Linked DNA regions of Homo sapiens: region 1 is linked to region 2. Evidence: read pairs that join two places in POLR2A ChIA-PET (ENCODE). Cell type or tissue: Panc1. All regions are shown on one strand. Links, peaks and the distances in the headings refer to the core of each region. The heading gives the core; the rest is flanking DNA.

Region 1 (3,020 bases), core at 245-2,744, 140 kb before region 2:
GACTCTGTCTTTACAAAAAATACAAAAATTAGCCGGGTGTCGTGGTGCACGCCTGTGGTCCCAGCTACTCAGGAGGCTGAGGTGGGAGGATCGCTTGAGCCTGGGAATTGGAGGCTGCGGTGAGCCAAGGTTGCACCACTGCACTCCAGCCTGGGTGACAGGGAGACCCTAAAAAAAAAAAATCATTTTTCATGAGTCATGTGACAAGTTTACCTGGGGACAAAAGAGGACTCCCCCCAAACATGGGCCAGTTTTGGCTTAACTTGGCTACAGACGGGGCCCAGACCCTCCCTGACCACAGCCAACCCCCGACACCCCCTCCATCTTTAGATTCCTCCTTCACAAAGTGGCTCAAGAAAGAGTGTGGTGACTCTGTGGACGGGTCATCATGCTGGTGGCCTGCCCCGACGCACGACAGGGTGGTCAGCGTATGATCTCCACACGCATCGACTGGCCGTGCATATCCAAGGCTCATGTTCTGTTGTAAGGCCAGGCAAGGGCAGGCCAGGCTGTCTGGTGGACAGTTCAAGTGCCCCAAAGGCCGTCATTCCAACCAGTGGCTTTTTTTTTTTTTTGAGACGGAGTCTTGCTCTGTTGCCCGGGCTGGAGTGCAGTGGCATAATCTCAGCTCACTGCAGCCTCCGCTTCCCAGGTTCAAGTGATTCTCCTGCCTCAGCCTCCCAAGTAGCTGGGACTACAGGCGCCCACTACCGCACCTGGCTAATTTTTGTATTTTTAGTAGAGACGGGGTTTCACCATGTTGGCCAGGCTGGTCTCGAACTCCTGACCTCGTGATCAGCCCACCTCGGCCTCCCAAAGTGCTGGGATTACAGGGGTGAGTCATCACTCCCGGCCCAACTGGTGCCTTTTTTATCCAGAGGCATCCGTGGCTGCTAGAAAAATGACACGGGGGAGGCGGGGGGCCCAGAGCCTGCCGGAATGGCCATAGCAGTGTCTGCCAGATGCCCCGGGTATAGCAGGACCAACATGCCCCTCTGCCTCCCAGCAGAGCTTGGATATTCTCCTGTTAACATTTATGGAGACTTATCATGAGCCAGGCATTGGGCTTAGTGCTTCTCATGCATTAATTGCCTAAATTATCCTCACAGCCCACCTATGAAATAGATATTTCTTTTTTTTTTTTCTGAGACAGAGTCTCATTTTGTCATCCAGGCTGGAGTGCAGTGATGCAATCTTGGCTCACTACAACCTCCATCTCCCAGGTTCAAGCAATTCTCCTGCCTCAGTCTCCCGAGTAGCTGGGATTACAGGCACCCACCACCACACCTGGCTATTTTTTTCGTATTTTTGGTGGAGACGGGGTTTCACCATGTTGACCAGGCTGGTCTCGAACTCCTGACCTCAAGTGATCCACCCACATCAGCCTCCCAAAGTGCTGGGATTACAGGTGTGAGCCACTGCACTGGGTTCCCCCTGAGGGTTTTAATTCCCTGGCATTTCTGGTCTGTCATAGCAGAGTAGCCTTTGGTATAAGGCACCCCAGTCCAGAGATGGAGATACTATTGGCGATGGGAAAACATCAGGAGCACACCAACTGGGGCAGCCCAATAAAAAGAGGCATGGATATCACATCATCAGCTTCCCTGACTTTTTATCATAAAAGTGGTTAATGCACATAGTAAAAAGCTCAAACACCATGAAAACGCACTAATAAAAGTATATCTCGGCTGGGCATGGTGGCTTACACCTGTAATCCCCACACTTTTTGGGAGGCCGAGGTGGGTGGATCTCCTGAAGTTGGGAGTTCGAGACCAGCCTGACCAACATGGAGAAACTCTGTCTCTACTAAAAAAATAAATAAATAAATAAATACAAAATTACCTGGACGTGGTGGCACATGCCTGTAATCCCAGCTACTCGGAAGGCTGAGGCAGGAGAATCGCTTGAACCCGGGAGGCAGAGGTTGTGGGGAGCTGAAATCTCACCATTGCACTCCAGCCTGGGCAATAAGAGCGAAACTCGTCTCAAAAAAAAAAAAAAAGAAAAAAAAAATTCTCTCTCCCAGATCCTAGTCCTGAATTGCCATCCTGTCAGAGGTGTGTGAACCAGAGTGACTCCATCTTGAATAGGAGCTGGGTAAAATGAGGCTGAGACCTACTGGGCTGCATTCCCAGGATGTGAGGCATTCTAAGTCACAGGATAAGACAGGATGTCGGCACAAGATACAGGTCATAAAGACCTCACTGATAAAACAGGTTGCAGTAAAGAAGTTGGTCAAGGCTGGGCATGGTAGCTCACGCCTGTAATCCCAGCACTTTGGGAGGCCGAGGTGGGAGGATCACCTGAGGTCAGGAGTTCAAGACTAGCCTGACCAACATGGTGAAACCCCGTCTCTACTAAAAATACAAAAAAAAAAAATTAGCCGGGTGTGGTGGTGTACGCCTGTAGTCCCAGTTACTTAGAAGGCTGAGGCACGAGAATCGCTTGAACCCGGGAGGCAGAAGTTGCAGTGAGCCGAGATCATGCCACTGCACTCCAGCCTGGGCGACAGTCAGATTCCATCTCAAAAAACACAAAAAAAGAGATTGCAGTAAAGAAGGCAGCCAAAACCCACTGAAACCAAGATGGCGATGAAAGTCACCTCTGATCCTCCTCATTGCTCATTATACCCTAATTATAATATATTAGCATGCTAAAAGACACTGCCACCACTGCCATAACAGTTTATAGATGCCACGGCAACGTCAGGAAGTTACGCTATATGGTCTTAAAAAGGGGGAGGAATCCTCAGTTCCAGGAATTGCCTACCTCTTTCCCTGAAAACTCATGAATAACCCACCCCTTCTTTAGCATAGAATCAAAAAATAACTGTACGTATGCTTATTCGAGCACCCCATGACACTGCTCTGCCTATGGAGTAGCCATTCTGTATAACTTTACTTTCTTAATAAACTTGCTTTCACTTTACTCTATGGACTTGTCCTGAATTATTTCTTGCACTAGGTCCAAGAACCGTCTCCTGAGGTCTGGAGCGGGACCCCGTTTCTTGATAGTTTGTA
Region 2 (2,776 bases), core at 10-2,509:
GCCCATGCTGTGGGCTTGCTGCCGTGGACTTGCTGTAGGAATTGTAACACATGCGTGTGTGGGCAGGGGGTTGGGGGGCAGGTGGCATTCTGATTGCCTCCAGGTGATCTCTCCAGACTGTTGCCCCTGCGCTGGAGGCAGAAGCCGACTTCAGAACTGATCTGCCCAGATTTGAGAAAAGTAAAGCAAGACCCCTGGCTCTGTTTCTCTTATTATTATTAATTTTTTTTTTTTTTTTTTTTTGAGACCGAGTCCTGCTCTGTCACCCAGGCTGGAGTGCAGTGGCGCGATCTTGGCTCACTGCAAACTCCACCTCCCGGGTTCATGCCATTCTCCTGCCTCAGCCTCCCAAGTAGCTGGGATTACAGGCGCCCGCCACCACACCCGGCTAATTTTTTTGTATTTTTAGTAGAGACGGGGTTTCACCGTGCTAGCCAGGATGGTCTCGATATCCTGACTTCGTGATCCGCCTGCCTCGGACTCCCAAAGTGCTGGGATTACAGGCGTGAGCCACCGCATCCGGCCGCTGTTTCTGTTTTCTATATTTTTATTCAAAATTAATTGAGGCAATCAGCTAGGCTTGGTGGCTCATGCCTGCAATCCCAGCACTTGGGAGGCCAAGGCAGGTGGATCAGTTGAGATCGGGAGTTTGACATCAGCCTGGACAACGTGGTGAAACCCCATCTCTACAAAAAAAAAAAAAAAACAAAAAAACCAAAAATTAGCCAGGCATGTTGGCGGGTGCCTGTAATTCCAGCTACCTGGGAGGCTGAGGCAGGAGAATTGCTTGAACCTGGGAGGCGGAGGTTGCAGTGAGCCTAGATTGTGCCACTGTACTCCAGCCTGGGGACAAGAGCCAGACCCTGTCTCAAAAAAAAAAAAAAAAAAAAAAAAAAGAAGGCCGTGTTTGGTGGCTCACGTCTGTAATCCCAGCACTTTGGAAGGCTGAGGGGGTGGATCACCTGAGGTCAGGAGTTTGAGACCAGCCTGGCCAGCATGGCGAAACCCCATCTCTACTAAAAATACAAAAATTAGCCAGGCGTGGTGGCAGGCACCTGTAATCCCAGCTACTCGGGAGGCTGAGGCAGGAGAATCGCTTGAACCTGGGAGGCAGAGGTTGCAGTGAGCCGAGATCGTGCCATTGCACTCCAGCCTGGGCGACAAGAGCAAAACTCCATCTAAAAAAAAAAACAATTGAGGCAAAAGTGGGGATGGTCAGGAGGATGAACCAGCGTGAACTCCTGTGGAGAGTTTTGTGCCTGTAAATCACCTTGTGCCACCTTTTAATGTTGACGCTGGATTATATCCATGCAATGCCCTGGAGCTTAGGGGAGCTGTGGTCTCGTCCCCTTGGCATTCAAGCCAAGGAGCCAAGGCCGCAGAGATGCTGCTAGAAGCAGGCACGGGGAGCTGCAGCTGCAGCATCAGCCCCTGTGGGCCTGGTCAGTTCGATTTGTGCTGAGTCATGCCCACTGTTCGCCTGCTGTCCCTCCTGTCCCCCCAGTCACGCTTGCACAGATCTGACTCAGCAGCTGCCTTCCTCCTTTCACGTCATTGCATCGGGCACATGCTGGTCATGTGTTTCTAAATTAAGTCCTGTTGTGTGGGGAAAAGGCCATCAGCTGGGAGCGTTTGGCCATGGCCATCTTCAGTGGAGAATGTTCTCCAGGATACCTTGGTGAAAGCCCCGTGACTGCATTGATATTAGGGGTGCAGGCATCGTTGTACAGTAGTACCTTCCTGTAGCAGCATTCTGATCACAGCACCCCCTTGCCCTGTCCTCACCAGCTTCCCCAGGGCCAAACACCTTAGACTGGCATACAGGCCCCTAGGCCCTTACGCACTCATCTGGGTGTCTCTTAAAAGTTTATCTCGGCCGAGTGTGGTGGCTCTTACCTGTTATCCCAGCACTTTGGGAGGCCAAGATGGGAGGATTGCTTGAGCCTAGGAGTTTGAGACCAGCCTGGGCAACTTAGTGAGACCCCATCTCTACAAAAAAATTTAAAAAATCAGCTGGTATGGTGGTGCATGCCTATGGTCTCAGCTATGCAGGAGGCTGAGGGAGGAGGATTGCTTGAGCCCAGGAGTTAGAGGCTGCAGTGAGCTGTGATCACACCACTGCACTGCAGCCTTGGTGACTCCAGCCTGTTCCGTGAATGAATGAATGCTTATCTCTTATTCGCCATCTATGCATCCCCACATAAAAACACATCCCATTGCACCACACTTGAGTTACCCCAGACCCCGAGTTTCTCGTGTTCTAGGCTCTGGTACACGCTTCCTCTATCGGTAGCTTCGCTCATCCCCCTAATCTGACTGGTGGACCCTGATCATTCTTCACAATCCAGCCCAGATGTTGGCCTCTGGGAGCCCCTTCCTTGACTGTTTCAGACTGTCATGCCTGCTTTTTCCTTCCAGCTCTATTTCCCCTGCACCTGGCCTCCCCATGCAGCCGTGACTGTTGGGATAGGTCTGCCCTTTCTCATAGCAGGAGGACACCTTGGGGCAAGGTTGGCATGTCTGCTCCTGCCTGAACCCACACAGTTCCTGGAGTGCAGCAGGTGCTCCTCAGCTGTTTGCTGCACGCATGGACGTAAGAGTGACAGAAGCATGTCCTTCGACATGACGTTTTTGTACCTGAACATTGTCTAGAGGCTTTCCAGACTGTAAGCTCTGTGGGATTAGGAGCCTGCCTGCCTCGCACTCCCTGGCATCCTTAGTGCTTTGGGCCTCACAGGCCAGCGGAGCCCTCGTGCGGGTTCCAGGCCTGCTTTGG

The links. Peaks named below come from ENCODE experiments on the same cell type or tissue, not always from the same donor. Only the 100,000 strongest peaks of a DNase experiment are listed, where the experiment ranks them.
Region 1: POLR2A ChIA-PET joins it to region 2 with 9 read pairs; 3 of 35 experiments call an interaction of 5 or more read pairs at or near these places.

Annotation. Positions count from the first base shown.
Region 1 is chr7:75,799,813-75,802,832 of GRCh38, forward strand. No RefSeq gene overlaps it. Among named protein-coding and RNA genes, the nearest start is that of CCL24, 12 kb to the right of the region's middle. RefSeq lists an enhancer at 20-520. In Panc1, for the core only: no CTCF peak of the experiment used is centred there; no DNase peak of the experiment used is centred there.
Region 2 is chr7:75,936,602-75,939,377 of GRCh38, forward strand. The region is part of intron 1 of POR (cytochrome p450 oxidoreductase); the gene reads left to right. Among named protein-coding and RNA genes, the nearest start is that of SNORA14A, 5.8 kb to the right of the region's middle. RefSeq lists an enhancer at 412-1,025. In Panc1, for the core only: no CTCF peak of the experiment used is centred there; a DNase peak (open chromatin) is centred at 1,510; H3K27ac peaks cover 331 bases.